2 separate regions of the Homo sapiens genome follow, and region 1 is linked to region 2. A link is a loop called in an ENCODE intact Hi-C map of the cell type or tissue named here. Cell type or tissue: CD4-positive, alpha-beta T cell. All regions are shown on one strand. Region 1 overlaps CAMK1D (calcium/calmodulin dependent protein kinase ID). Region 2 overlaps CAMK1D (calcium/calmodulin dependent protein kinase ID).

Evidence for each region. A loop is a pair of places that touch in the nucleus more often than their neighbours do. Peaks named below come from ENCODE experiments on the same cell type or tissue, not always from the same donor. Only the 100,000 strongest peaks of a DNase experiment are listed, where the experiment ranks them.
Region 1: a loop joins it to region 2, with 1.9 times the contacts of the local background. A loop is called at or near these places in 13 of 110 quality-filtered maps.

What each region holds. Positions count from the first base shown.
Region 1 is chr10:12,355,055-12,363,054 of GRCh38, reverse strand. The region is part of intron 1 of CAMK1D (calcium/calmodulin dependent protein kinase ID); the gene reads right to left. Among named protein-coding and RNA genes, the nearest start is that of CAMK1D, 9.5 kb to the right of the region's middle. RefSeq lists a silencer at 6,449-6,498. In CD4-positive, alpha-beta T cell, no CTCF peak of the experiment used is centred here; a DNase peak (open chromatin) is centred at 3,804; H3K27ac peaks cover 826 bases.
Region 2 is chr10:12,403,625-12,411,624 of GRCh38, reverse strand. The region is part of intron 1 of CAMK1D (calcium/calmodulin dependent protein kinase ID); the gene reads right to left. Among named protein-coding and RNA genes, the nearest start is that of CAMK1D, 58 kb to the right of the region's middle. RefSeq lists an enhancer at 6,318-6,427 and a silencer at 6,558-6,607. In CD4-positive, alpha-beta T cell, no CTCF peak of the experiment used is centred here; no DNase peak of the experiment used is centred here.

The DNA.
Region 1 (8,000 bases), 49 kb after region 2:
ACAGGAGAATTGCTTGTACCCGGGAGGAAGAGCCTGCAGTGAGCCAAGATCGCACCACTGCACTCTAGCCTCCATGACAGAGTGAGACCCTATCTCAAAAAAAAAAAAAAAGGCCGGGCGGGGTGGCTCACGCCTGTAATCCCAGCAATGTGGGAGGCCAAGGCGGGTGGATCACAAGGTCAGGAGATTGAGACCATCCTGGCTAAGACAGTGAAACCCCGTCTCTACTAAAAATACAAAAAATCAGCCCAGCGTGGTGGCAGGCGCCTGTAATCCCAGCACTTTGGGAGGCCGAGGCGGGCAGATCAGGAGGTCAGGAGATCGCGACTATCCTGACTAACACGGTGAAACCGGGTCTCTACTAAAAATAAAAAAAATAAAAAATAAAAATTAGCCAGGCATCATGGCGGGCGCCTGTAGTCCCAGCTACTCGGGAGGCTGAGGCAGGAGAATGGCGGGAACCCGGGAGGCGGAGCTTGCAGTGAGCTGAGATGGCGCCACTGCACTCCAGCCTGGGGGACGGGGCGAGACTCCATCTCAAACAAACAAAAACAAAAAACAAAAAACAAAAAGTACATGGGAGGATGTGCAAAATTTATATGCAAATACTACACCATTTTATATCAGACACTAGAGCATCCTAAAATTTTGTTATCCGCGGCAGGTTGATTCTGGAACCAGCCCCCGGCAGATACCAAGGGATGACTGTATCACATGATTCTACTTCTATGTGGTACCTAAAGTAGCCAAATTCACTGAGACAGATGGTGGAACGGTGTGTATCAGAAGGTCAGGGAGGAGGGAGTAGGGAGTTAGTGTTTCATAGGTGGAGTGGAGGTTCAATGTGGGAAGATGAAAGAGTTCTGGAGATGGATGGTGGCGATGGTTGGACAATGCTGTAATGTACTTAACACCACAGAACTGCACACTTCAAAATGGTTACGATGGCAAGTTTTATACTATGTATTTTTTAAGCACACTTTTTTGTTTTTTGTCTTTTGTTTTAAGGAGCAGAGAGTTTAATAGGCAAGAAAGAAGGGGGAAGAAAGAAAGAAGCAGCTTCCCTGTACACAGACCGGCGGGGGGTAGGGGAGGCTCCAAAGCCAGGAGACGGAACCCCAAACTTAGGTAATATCAGCCAGCTATATTCAATGGCTGGAGGAGGCGTTTAACTATAATTTTTAAAAAACAGTCAAATAGGCCAGGAGCGGTGGCTCACACCTGTAATCCGAGCACTTTGGGAGGCCAAGACGGGTGGGTCATTTGAGGTCAGGAGATCGAGACCAGCCTGGCCAACATGGTGAAACCTCGTCTCTACTAAAAATACAAAAATTAGCCAGGCGTGGTGGTGGGCGCCTGTAATCCCAGCTACTCGGGAGGCTGAGGCAGGAGAATCACTTGAACCCAGGAGGCAGAGGTTTCCGTGAGCAGAGATTACGCCACTGCACTCCAGCCTGGGCCACAGAGCGAGACTCCATCTCAATTAAAAAAAAAAAAAAAAAAAAAAAAGGGCCAGGCACAGTGGCTCATGCCTGTAATCCCAGCACTTTGGGAGGCCAAGGCAGGCAGATCATAAGGTCAGGAGATCGAGACCATCCTGGCCAACATGGTAAAACCCCGTCTCTACTAAAAGTACAAAAATTAGCTGGGTGTGGTGGTGCATGCCTGTTATCTCATATACTCGGGAGGCTGAGGCACGAGAGTAGCTTGAACCTGGGAGGCAGAGATTGCAGTGAGCCAAGATCACACCACTGCACTCCTGCCTGGGTGACAGAGCAAGACTCCATCTCAAAAAAAAAAAAAAAACAGTCAAATAGGAAGTCTTGTTATTATATCCATTTGTCAAGAAGCTGAAAGCACCAAAGAAAGCCAACATTGTTTGTCCATCACGACTAGGGCCCCAAACTCCATTTTTACTGACCATGCTAACACACACCCAAAAAATCCAAAGAGCATAATTCTTGTACGTTATTGCCACATACAGGATGTCCCCAACTTATATGCAAAGTCTGTTCCAAGAGATCATTGAAAGCTTGTTGTTGCTGTTGTTGTTGTTTTGAGGCATATTTTCTTACAGAAGTGGAATTTTTCCTGGTGACGTGGACACTATTCCAACCTAAAGAAGCCCTGGCGTCCATGGTAGAGCTGTGACAGTATCTGCAGTCCCGGCCTGGCCCGGGAGAAAGAAAGAAAGATGGGAGAGGCAGCGACACAGCAGCCTCCCTTTCCAGAGCCCAGGACAGTTTAGGGCCCAATTTGGCAATAGTTGATGTAGGTTGGTTTACGGGTTCTATTCCCCAAAGCCTCAATGCATCATTACCACCTTGCCTCACTCAGCCCTCAACTCCCCAGTTTGCGACCCATTTGAGCCTCCCGGGACGAAATTACTTCTTCCTCCTTCTGCCTGCCATTCAAATGCTAATCAAGTATTGAGAAAAAGTTCTTTCCTTAAAATCACTTACATAGTAAATGACTGGCAGCCTCTCAACCTATTTTGAGGTATTTATATCTTCTCAAGTTTTAAGGCAAATTTGAAGCAGTCTTCTTTCAAGGTTAAGGAAGTATTAGCCCATAAATGGGAGGATATTTGGGGGCAGGGGACGCTGGCCTGCTGGTCACTCCGATACCTCCTGGCTTGGTACAGCTTCTCTTCTCTCCATCCACAAATTTTTCAAAGCTACAAAGGTCTAGGGTTTTTCTTTTTCACAACACTTTGGGCCTTGTACGAAGGGACAGGGTTGTGTGGGGAGGCAGGCAAGACTGTCACTTGAACATCAGAAACTGTCTGAGGTTTTATTTAATACGATACCTTTAGGATTCCATTTACAGCACCAAATCCAATTTATTGTAAAACCAATTTCAGTGATCTGTGTTGTGGTCATGAAAGAGAGAGAAAGGTCCTCTCAACAACTAGAAATACTGACTACTTTCAGCTGGAGGAGCTTTTTCTTCCTCTGCTCAGCCTGTGATAGAGGCACCAGTAAATCAAGATCCCGGACATTGTCTGGCTTCCACAGGGACTAAAATGGACAGGTCAAGAGGAGAAATCATGGCTGATTTGGAAATTAGCTCCCCAAGTGTTAACACTAACATCCTGTGACCTGGGACATTTAAAGTTTTTGAGATCTTCTCCCAACTCCCATGCAAAAATCCCCCAAAAGGGTATTTTAAATAAATGGTTACATATGCTTATGGGGTATATACATATGCATGCTGCCATTTTTAAATACTCTAGCATTAAAATAAATTCAGTACCTATAGGTTTTAAACTACAAAACTTCATGATGGTTAGACACTGTAAGTAAGTTCCTTGAGTCATCAAATCAAAACATGAGTTTCAATAAGAAACAAAGCAGAAAGACAAGGAATTTTCCAAAAAGAAAAGCATGTTGAATCAAAGAAAAGCCACAGGCTGCCTGCAGACCTCCATGCAGTGAGAAGCCACTCTTGCCCAGGCTGATGGAGAGAGGGACAGATTTTTTTAAAACCAGCTAAGGGTGCAGGGAGAGGTGCAGAGAAAAAAAAAAAAACCGAGAAGCTACCCAGGGGGAGGGCTGAGCCTGGGACACACAGCTAACTAGGTCACTCCAGCACCGGAGCTGGGCCAGAGGACGTTTCAGGCAGAGTCTTTTGCTTAATGCTAGCATTACATGAACTAATCACCCCTGTTGGGAGCAAATGTTGAATGGCTCAGCGGGCCTTCCAAATCTGTGGAAATGGCCTCTGAGGGGCAGGGATAAATGATAGAGAGCGGGCATTGACTGCACACACACCCACGTGCCACACACGGCTCTCAGTGGTTCCCGTGCACCCTCATTTCATCTTCACCACAAGCCTCACATTAGGTCCAAGTGTCATCCTGTTTTACAGATGAGGACATGAGGCTCAGAATGGTAAAATAATTGGCCCAAAGCCATACAGCTAGGAAGCTGTGGACCCAGGATTTCCACCCATATCCGTGTAACCTCCGAGCCTATGTTCTTAGCTACTCACTGTACCAGGAAGAACAACTGTGGATTGTTCTTCTCTGGCTGACTGAAGAATTGTTTATGATTGCTGAAACCATAAATTTTGGGGGAGGTTAAATATGCACCATCCTGCCTATTTGCAACAAGAGCTTCCAAAAAATCAATTTCCAACAGATACTGACGTGTTCTTCCCCAATGGAACCTGCCCCAAATGTCCAAGGGAAGCCAACCTCAGCTGCTGGAGGTAACTACAGCTTGATGACAGTTACTGTATATTCAATCCCAGTTATGTGCCAGGTACCTCACATATGTCACTGAATCCTTACAACAATCCCACAAGGCAGCAACTCCTATCTCCCTCTTAAACTCAGAGAGATTAAGGAATCTATCCAGAGGCATTCAGCTATGAATGCCTGCACCAGAACGATCTTTCTGTTATGTTACGTTGCCTCCTTTACCCGGCCTCAGCAAATATACCCTATCAAAGGCTTGCTCTCAAGGTTCAGTGTTCACCAGGAGACAGAATCCCCCATTTCTTTTTTCTTTTATTTTTTGAGACAGAGTCTCACTCTGTCGCCCAAGCTGGAGTGGAGTGGCACAATCTCGGCCCACTGCAACCTTCGCCTCCCAGGCTCAAGCGTTTCTCACGCCTCAGCCTCCCGAGTAGCTGGGATTACAGGCATGCAACACCATGCCGGCTAATTTTGGTGTTTTTAGTAGAGACGGGGTTTTACCATGTTGGCCAGGTGTTGAACTCCTGACCTCAGGTGATCCACTCGCCTCAGCCTCCCAAAGTGCTATGATTACAGGCATGAGCCACTGTACTGGGTCCCTCATTTCTTTTTTCTTTTCTTTCTCTATGGGGACACGGTCTCTCTCTGTCACCCAGGCTGGGGTGTAGTGGTACCATCATAGCTCACTGCAGCCTCAACCTCCCAGCCTCAAGTGATCCTTCTGCCTCATTCTCCCAAAGTGCTGGGATTACAGTTGTGAGCCAGCACTCCAGGCTGGAATCTCTCCATTTCTAAGTCCTGCTGAAAGATTTGGAAAAACAGCACAAGACACAGAGAACAGATAGCTGAAGATATAAAATGAACTTGGTCTGTGGCGGAATGAACTTGACCTACGGCATGTATTTGGAGGTGACCTTTGATCTAACTGGAGCCTGAATAATCAATACACTGCATAATAAACCAAAAAAAAAGAAAAGAAAAGAAAATCAAGTGAGATCTAATAAAAAACTACCCCGGAGAAAAAGAAATCTCCCTCACCACAGAAAGTCAAAGGGGCATAGCCAACGTGAACCGAGATCAGGCTGGAATCTTTCCCGGAGTCCACGTGTCCTCCTGCACTAAATAAGCACGGAATTGACCATCTTGCATCAGGAAAATAACGTGGGTCCGCTGACTCGGGCACCAGCTTCATGGTGGCTGCCTATAAGCAGTTCCTTCATTAATTAAAGAAACATAATGGCCGAGTGCAGTGGCTCATGCCTGTAATCCCACCACTTTGTGAGGCTGAGGTGAGCAGATCACTTGGCGTCAGAAGTTTTAGACCAGCCTGGGCAACACGTTGAAACATAATCTCTACCAAAAATACAAAAATTAGCTGGGCGTGGTAGTACGCGCCTGTAGTCCTACCTACTCGGGAGGCTGAGGCAGGAGAATCACTTGAACCCGGGAGGCGGAGGTTGCAGTGAGCCAAGATCACGCCACTGCACTCCAGGCTGGGTGACAGAGTGAGACTCCGTCTCAAAAAAAAAAAGCAAACACCTGTAATCCCAGCTACTCAGGAGGCTGAGGCAGGAGAATCGCTTGAACTCGGGTGGCAGAGGTTGCAGTGAGCCGAGACTGGACCACTGCGCTCCAGCCTGGGCGACAGAGCAAGACTCTGTCTCAGAAAATAAAATAAAAACTTAAAAAGTAAAAAAAGAAAACATATCCCCGGTGGGCAAGTTGACCAGTAATGTGACAAATCTCCGCTGGACCCATGCCTAAGCCCTCCCAGAGGAGAGAGGAGGAGAAGCAGGAGGAGAGAGATTGAAGGGGATTTAAGGAGATTTATTTGGGGAAAGGAAAGATTAAAGAGATTTACAGAGACCCAGCCAAAGGAAAACTCAACAAGTTAACCCTTGAAATCCTCCCCTGAGAGCACACAAATCTCCACCTGGCACCAGCAAACCTAATTACTGTCCATTCAGTGGCCAAGTTCGAACCAGAAATTTGTACTTGAGACACAGTCATCATTAGCTTCTCTGGGAACAAGCTCTACCCAAACTCCCACTTCCCAAATCTCATTTTACTAATCAATAAGGACACTGAAGTTTGTTATCTTCACCTTTTCTTTTTTTTTTTTTTTTTTTTTTGAAATGGAGTCTCACTGTGTCACCCAGGCTGGAGTGCAGTGGCACAATCTCAGCTCACTGCAATCTCCACCTCCAGCATTCAAGCGATTCTCCTGCCTCGGCCTCCGGAGTAGCTGGGACTACAGGTGCACAGCACCACACCCAGCTAATTTTCTGTATTTTTAGTAGAGACGAGGTTTCACCACGTTGGCCAGGCTGCTCTCGAACTCCTGACCTCAAAAGAGGAGGTACCTCAAAGTCCCTCTGAGAATTTCACCTTCAAATTCAGAAATCCCTCCCCAGGGGAGCCCAGAAGCCCAAGGCTGTGTGCTTGCCCGTTTCCAGAGCCTCCCAGCACACGGGCACCCATAATGTGTAGACAGAGCAGGTGCTCCGAGAATTCCTGGGGAAACTGAACAAAACCACCAAATGAACTGTTCGTCCAAGCCCAGGTCCTTGGGGAATCTCACACCCCACATCCAGTCCACCAGCAATTCCTACCAGCTCCACCTTTAAAACACATCCGGAATTCGGCCAGGTGAGGTGGCTCACGCCTGTAATCCCAGCACTTTGGGAGGTGGGGGCGGGCAGATTTTTTTTTTTTTCTTTTTGAGACGGAGTCTCACTCTGTCGCCCAGGCTGGAGTGCAGTGGTGCAATCTCGGCTCACTGCAAAATCCCAGGCAGGCTCCCACATCAGGCACTTGCCCTTGTGGCCGCCTTTGACCGGAAGAGTCTACGTTCAGACAGCCCCATGGCTCTTTCCAGGTCTGCATTCAAGCGTCACCTCAAGCTGCCATCACCCCACCCCACACATCCCCTTTGGCTCTTGGTTCCTGCCTAACCTGCAGCTTCTAACGTGCTGTTCCTTTCCCTTCTTTGCCCCTTGTATTTTCTGTGGCTCCAGGAGAGCAGGCATTCTCGTCTGCTCACTGCCGTCTCCTCGGTGCCTAGAATATAGCAGGTGTTCAACCGATATTTTTAAATGTATGAGAGGCTGAATTTATATCACGCCTCAAAACAAGAGGACTGGGGAATCCAAACATCTAAAGAAGACTGCAGCGGGGATACCCTCGGGGAGAAGTCTAGGGGCTTCCCACCCCTCCTTTTTTCTCAGTAATGTTCTTCCTAATGCTTCTCACGGACTCTCAAATTCTAAGTAACCCCAGAAAAACAACTATGAAATTCACCAGTCAAATATACAAACCACCTCGAGTGTTTGTGCATTCTCTCCCCCACCACACACACATACACACGCACGCGCGCGCACACACACACACACGCACACACAAACACATATACACCAAAAAAGAAAAGTTGAGTCTGTTTTCCATCTGGACTTTCAGACAAACCAATCATCTGTGTCCTTAATAGGTGTATTTATTGGGCAATTTCAGAATAAGTAGCATAGTGTGAGATGAGTGGGAAAAGACGGTGCTTGACCCACGGAAGTTTCTATTTATAGTCTTCCTAAAGCAGCATCCAGCAGGCACTCATTTAATGAAAAAGGAGACACACTGCTATTGACACAAAGTGAGATCAGGGTGCTGGTCCTGAGCTCTTATTGTGCTACTAGTACAGTCACAAAAATGTCCCTCCAGAGCTAAGTGCAGTGGCCCGTGCCTGTCATCCCAGCACTTTGGGAGCCCAAAGTAGGAGGATCACTTGAGGCCAGGAGTTTGAGACCAG
Region 2 (8,000 bases):
CTCCATCTCAAAAAAAAAAAAAAGAAGCCAGGTAGGCCATTGCTATAACTTAGAATAATCATTTACAGTACATTTCTACTGGAAAACCCATTTTTTTTTCCATCGGCACAGGGCAAATGAAGGGTGAATGCAGTGGCATCTCATTAAGGCACTCACAGGGCACTCCTGCCAGCTCCCACTCCTGTGCTGGGAGCCGCCTGACCCAAACGCCGACCATCTCGGCCACAGGAACCTGCACAGTGATCAGGGAGCTGCTTCTGCTGGACCACACAGATGGGAACCAATGTGGATCCGCATGGTGGAAGCACAGCCTAAAGCTCTAATGTTTCAGTTCTTTTTTAAGGAAAAGTCAGAAACTTCTGAGCTCAGAATCTCCGCATTCTGCCAAGCCTTATGCCCATGGAATAAGAAAACATGACATAGCGGGCTAGTCGAGGTCGTCCCGTCCCAGGGATGGTTAGTGGGCACCCAGGCTGGCCCAGGTACTCCCTGAGCCAATGTTTGGTGAGTTGATGTGATGGGAGCCGATGGGGTGGGCTCGAAGCTTAATCCATTACAGAAGCACAATGGATTTTTGAGTACCTATTTCCACGTGAGGTGGGATCTGTGAAGACAGGAAGAGTGTAGGCTAACCATGCACTCTCTAGAAACATCACTGGTACACACGACCACCCCAACAAGTCCTCATCCTCTGCCGCCTTTGGCAATTAGTACAAAGTCAAGAAAAGCCAAGAGCACTGGAAATACCCGCAGAGATTGCCTAAAATTAATCAATAAAAGAGGGCAGAGTGAAGAATATCTTTCAAGACAGAACTGAGGCTCCACAAAGCTCAGGTCGCACCTAAGATCTAGAATGACTCTGCCTCTGGTCACAACATTAAACGTGTGTCATTCCTGCTAAACGTGTGTCATTCCTGCTAACAAAGAACTAATATCTGTTGTCAAATACATTCTATATATGCCCCAGTGCCTCATCACACTGGATGTGTCCTTCATTGATCTGTGAAACAAACAACAAAAATTGATCAATTTTGTTGATAAACTGAGCAGGCCTTCAGAGAAGTCCTTTCTTCTGTGCATTGCTTTAGCTCTGTGAGACACATTTATTACAAGGAGACAGAGTTGTGTCTGTCTTGAGCAGACTCTGAGAGTAATGGAGGGCCGAGGCTAGCTTTTCCTGTCAACACCTTCAGGAGGTAGGGGGCGAACTGTTCTAAGGCCCTGCAGTTTCACCCCTGCACCTGTATTATCTTCAGACAAGTGCACCAACTGGATGGCCTCACTTAGAAGACACACAGAGAGATACACACTCAAGAAAATACAGAGTTACACACACACACAGAAAGAGACAGAAAGAACAGGAAATGGCATTTCTGCCTTGTAACCACCATCATCTTGTTCAAAATTGCTAGCAAATTCAATTAATCAAGAAATTATTTGCCAGTAATAAGGCAGGCAAACTAATCGGATGAGAATTATGGGGAAGTGCTTAGAAAATAAAAAGTATGTATCAAGATTTCAAGTAATACAGATAAACAAAATGTGTGATATCCATACAATGGAATATTATTCAACCATAGAAAGGAATGAAGTTCTGAGCCATGTTATAACATAGAGAAGCCCTGAAGACATCAGGGTACCAGTGAAAGAGGTCGGGCACAAAAGAACAAATATTTCATGATCCCATTTCTGAGGTACCGAGAATAGGCAAATTTACAGACAGAAAATAGATTCAAGGTTACCAGTGGTGAGACAGGAGGTACTGCGGAGCTACCGCTTAATGGGTACAGAGTTTCTGTTTGGGATGATGAAAAAATTTTGAAAACAGAAAGTGGAGATTATTGCACAATGCTGTGGACGTACTTAATGTCACTGAACTCTACAAGTAAAAATGGCTAAAATGGCAGACATGGTGTTTTATATATTACCACAATTTAAGGAGAATAATATACCAAAAACACAGAATGGTACTCTTTAAAGAAGTGAACTGTATGATCTCTGAATTTATACATCAATAAAGCTATTTTTAAGAAAATTTTTCAGCCAGGTGTGATGGTGTCAACTTGTAGTCCTAGCTACTCCAGACGCCAAGGCGGAAGAATGGCTTGAGCCCAGGAGTTCAAGAGCAGCCTGGGCCACGTAGCAAGAGCCCGCCACTAAAAAGAAAAAGGAGAGATTTCAAGTAGCACTGGGGGCTTCCTGACCACCCTGTCTAGAACAGCATACACCTGCTTCCCCTCTATCCTCTATCACAGCCGTTATCACAATGTGTAACTTATTCATCTGTAGTCATTTTCAGAGCCCAGAGCCCACTTCCTCTCCCAATCATGAGTGTAGGCGCCAAGTCCACCGTAATAGGGACCATGAGGGGTCTCGGTGCCTGCTCAAACGTGGTGCTGAATACACGATTACAGAACGAGGGGATAAAGTAGGTAAATAAGGAATGGAGAAGGTAAAAAATGGACAAAAACCGGGTGCAGTGGCTCACGCCTGTAATACCAGCACTTTGGGAGGTTGAGGCAGGCAGATCATTTGAGGTCAGGAGTTCAAAACCAGCCTGGCCAACATGGCGAAACTCCGTCTCTACTAAAAGTACAAGTATTAGCCAGGCATGGTGGTGCACGCCTGTAGTCCCAACTACTACTCGGGAGGCTGAGGCAGGAGAATTGCTTGAATCCGGGAGGTGGAGGTTGCAGTGAGCTGAGATCGCGCCACTGCACTCCAGCCTGGGCGACAGAAAGAGACTCCGACTCAGAACAAAAAAAAAAAAAAAAAAGAAAGAAAGAAAGAAATGAACGAAAACCATAAAAGAGGAAAAAGACGCCTATATCACCTGACAAGGAGGCATACAGGGAAATGCCAACACGTGGGCACATCACAGACCACGTACTGTTTGCAGCATCCAAGAGGAGAAAGCGGGCCTTGCACGTTGCTAATCCTGGAGTCAGCAAATTTTCCCACACCTCCGCTGGCCACACCCACCTGAACCTGAACCACCCCCACCACCACCCACACAACGTGCACTGGAAAGAAACAATTCTCAAGGAAAAGACTGGAGATGCACCCACCTTTGGTTCCAATATTTTCATGACTGTGCCTTGCAGAATCATAGTTGTGGTGTCTCAAACACAACATTGAAAATGAAAGAGTCAGGCCAGGTGCGGTGGCTCACGCCTGTAATCCCAGCACTTTGGGAGGCCGAGGCGGGTGGATCACGAGGTCAGGAGATCGAGACCACCCTGGCTAACATGGTGAAAATGGCAAAACCCCATCTCTACTAAAAAAATCCAAAAAAATTAGCCGGGCGAGGTAGCGGGCGCCTGTAGTCCCAACTACTCGGGAGGTTGAGGCAGGAGTATGGCGTGAGCCCGGGAGGCGGAGCTTGCAGTGAGCCGAGATCATGCCACTGCACTCCAGGCTGGGCAACAGACCGAGACTCCATCTCAAAAAAAAAAGAAAATGAAAGAGGCCAGGCGCGGTGGCTTATGCCTGTAATCCCAGCACTCTGGGAGGCCAAGGTGGGTGGATCACGTGAGGTGAGGAGTTTGAGACCAGCCTGGCCAACATGGTAAAACACCGTCTCTACTAAAAATATAAAAATTAGCTGGGCGTGGTGGGACACACCTGTAATCCCAGCTACTCAGGAGGCTGAGGCAGTAGGATCACTTGAACACAGGAGGTGGAGGCTGCAGTGAGCCAAGATTGCACCACTGCACTCCAGCCTGGGTGACAGAGTGAGAGTCTCTCTCAAAAAAAAAAAAAGAAAAAAAAAAAAGAGTCAGCCAATCACACCCTTGAGGAGGAATTTGTTTTCATTTTTCCCAGGATATGTGTTTCCCGGGGGGGAAGTACCTAGAGCTTGAATCATTGTAAAATGCTCAAGCAAATCACCTATTTGGATGATGCTGGTCAACTTGGACCACAGCTGGAAATGGGAAAGTAAATCTCCTCCTAGATTTCATATTCAATCAACCAGCTCAACCAGCTCTTTCTCCATCCTTGGATGAAGACTGTATTGCAGGAGCTGGTTACTCCCTGCCCTCAGGGTCTCAGAGAGGCTTCCAGAAGAAGGGGCTACCATGAAGTAATGGAGGAGGGAGCTGGAGAGAAGGGACCTAGAGTCAGAGAAGACAACACTGTGGCTCAGCAGAGCAGACAGGGATGGGGGAGAAGGCAACCATGGGGGCGTTCCCAGAGACGCTTCAGTGAGAAGGAAACTTCTAGCTTGAGGTAGGGGATGGTGAGGAAAGAAATGTGAAAAGGAAGGCTGGTATGATTTCCTGGAGTTCCCTTCCCCTGGCAGTGGGAGCTTCTGGGTTTTAAGCTGGGGCTGGGTGACAGGATCCCATGGGCAACTGAGTCCAGTCCTCACGGCGGCTCTGCCCGCCCTGCCAGGCCTCCTGCCCTGGGTTCCTCAAGCCTGGACTGAAAGAAGTCATGGAGAGGTCTGGCCATGAACGCAGGGCATGAGAGAGGCTGGAGGGTGGCTGTGCAGGAAGATGGAGATGAGAGGGGCATTTTACAGTATAAGGAGGGTGATAGGCAGCAGGGACAGAGGAAGAGGAGAAGGCAAAATGGAAATTGGCATGGGGGTGGGGTCTGAAGGAGCAGGACTCTTGGAAGTGCAGCAGAGGGAGCCTTCCCTAGAAAGAAAGCAAGTCTGCGGTATCAAGATGTGAAGCAGTGACGTCACCCTAGGTGGCCTCGATCTCCTCTATAAAAGGTCAGAGAAAATGGGGAACAAGTTGTACTGTAAGGGAAAGAGCTAGAATAGCCCACATAAGGACAACTGGAGGCACAGACTTATTACGCAGCAATGGAGGATGCCCAGGGAGATTTGGACGCATGACTTTACAGAGTTCAATACCTTGATTTTTTTTTTTTTTTTTTTTTTTTTTTTTTGAGACAGGGTCTCATTTTGTCACCCAGGCTGGAGTGTAGTGGCGTGATCTTGGCTCACTGCAACCTCCGCCTCCCCGGCTCAACCAATTCTTGTGCCTCAGCCTCCCAAGCAGCTGAGACTACAGACTTGCACCACCATGCCCTGATAATTTTTGTGGAGGGTTTGTTTTTTGTTTTTTGTAGAGACAGGGTCTTCCTATGTTGCCCAGGCTGGTCTCGAACTCCTGAGCTCAAATGATCCACTTCAGCCTCCCAAAGTGCTGGGATTACAGGCATGAGCCACCACATCTGGCCAACAGCTTAATTAAAAAAACAATAACAATAAAAAGCTTTTGCCAGATATTAACTAGTATTTTCTTCTTGTTTTATGGGTTTTTACACTGAACTTTCTAATACCTGGAATTTGTTTTGGTGTTTGGCGCGACATGACGGTCCTGAACCAGGGAGGGAGCTGTTTCCCCAGGGGTATCTGGAAACAAGTCAGAAACAAACTTCCACGGGGTAGGAGTCAGGGAAGCTGAATGTCCGGAGTGCACAGCACAAACCTGAGCAAGGAAAGATCATCTTGGCTGTGGTGCCAATGGAACTGCCACTGAGAAACACAATGAGCTGTTTTCTTCCCAACAAGCCAACCGCTAATCCCAGCACCATTTGATTGATGCACCCATTCAATCCTACACGCGACAAGAAATGCTGAGTGTCTCCTCAAAGCCCAGTCCTCTTCCAAGCAGCACTGGTACAAACAAATCAGATGCTCGCATTTGCCCTTTCTCCCGTCGATTTCAAAACCTTCACATAAAAACGCCATTTAAGTGCTCTGAAATTCATAAACAACTTTAAAGGGCTGGCAAATTATTGCTAAGCAGAAGTCTCGTTGGTCCTGATAAGAAGTACTTGTAATAAATGTTTAACAACGCATGCCAATATTAAAGCTAAGTGTTTGTTCTTGTAAAGCAGATTAAACAATATGACCATGTCATGCTGATATCACGGGTTTGCTCAACAAACTCCTGTCTCATAGATACTGGCTCCAGCCAACTTCGGTCTAACCCTGTTGACTGTCACTTGGCATTCCAAATGTATGAGGGTCTTGATTAATGACGTTTCACTGGTTTCACTTATATAACAAGACAATTTCAGGTGTTAATTGTCCTATCTGTTTATACGTGCTAGACTGTGGCTAATTTTTAAAGACGGGCGCTTAGTAATGTGGGCATTGAGTCAATACACAGAAAGTCTAAGCAAACAGCGGAGTTTTCTCGTTAGTTCACTGCCTGTCTCTGGACTGAACATGGTGCATATTACAGCTGTATCACTGTGTCACCCATAAAGAACATGACTCCGAGGCTCGCTGATGAGTGCAACTGTTTCCTGGGCATTATGTCTGCACTAGAGATGAAATATTACTTTACAAAGTCCCCACATCTCTGACCATGGGCATGGAACTTAAACGCTTTAGGTCTGCAAAATGAGCTGGCTGGGCTGAAGCCAGCTGTGGAAACCCCCAGAAGGAGGTATGGGGAGTGCCTATTTTTAGAATTTCCAAAGACACAACAGAAACTACACATTTACCCACAATACGATGGCTCAGGCTAAACCACATTTGGTTGAATGATGTCAATTCAACATGCAGTGACCAGTCTTACCCCCAGAACAGAAGCCTCTTTGGCAGCTGGGTCTCTCCTTTATCAACAAAAATTTAAAGGAAATTACTTAATGCTCAAAAATACAGTTTTCCAGCCAGGCGCGGTGGCTCATGTCTATAATCCCAGCACTTTGGGAGGCTGAGGCAGGCGGATGGAGGTCAGGAGTTCAAGACCAGCCCGACCAACATGGAGAAACCCCATTTCTACTAAAAATACAAAAATTAGCCAGGTGTGGTGGCGCATGCTTGCAGTCCCAGCTTCTCGTGAGACTGAGGCACGAGAATCACCCACGAGGCAGAGGTTGCAGGGAGCTGAGATCATGCCACTGCACTCCGGTCTGGGTGACAGAGTGAGACTCCATCTCAAAAAAAAAAAAAATTTTTAAAAACACAGTTTTCTTGGTCATTACGGATTAAAATCTAAGGTCCCTTACGTTCTAAAACTCTATCATTCTAACTTTCAAAGGAAGTTATTCATACCAAGAATAACTCAATCTCAGCATCACCCTGTACAATACATAATGAACAGTAACAAACAGCTTTCTCTCCTAGCTTTCCTACACTTGTTTAAATCTTTGCAACTAATTAAGGTGTACCTATTTATAAGGCATACCATATTTCCAAAAAGAATTAGACACAACTGTATATTCTCTGAAGATACTAAGAAAAGGTCTGGATTTGCCCAGTTAGGAGTTTCTTCCTCAATTTCTTGCTTTTAGAAAAGCTCAAATAAGGCCGGGCGCAGGGGCTCACGCCTGTAATCCCAGCACTCTGGGAGGCCAAGGTGGGCGGATCACCTGAAGTCAGGAGTTCGAGACCAGCCCAACCAATATGGAGAAACCCTACCTCTACTAAAAATACAAAATTAGCTGGGCGCGGTGGCGGACACCTGTAATCCCAACTACTGGGAAGGCTGAGACAGGAGAATCACTTGAACCTGGGAGGCGGAGGTTGCGGTGAGGTGAGATCACACCATTGCACTCCAGCTGGGGCAACAAGAGCGAAACTCAGTCTCAAAAAAAAAAAGAAAAAGAAAAGCTCAAAAAACTACATGCCCATTTTTGTCTCTTTTATCTTTTTTCTTTTTTTTTTTTCCAAAAGCAACAGGAAAGTTTTCAATTGGCCCCAGTACTACCACCTGCCACAAGATATCAAGAACTGGGAAACCAGGGACCTGCTCTGTGACATGGATGAGTCTCACGTCTGCAATGGTAACATCAGGGCCAAAACAACCACCCTACTTCAAGGCCTATTATGGAAGAACAGTTGAGATGCTGATGGGGGAAAAAACACACTTAGAAGTTCAATGCATTATACAATATAGTTGTTACAATACAAATTATTATTAATAAAATTATTTTAAAGTATACTGAATTTTTTGCAAATCAAATATTTTTAAATGCATTAACAGGGAGGTTTCTATCCCCATTCTCTGCAGGAATTCTATGGTGCA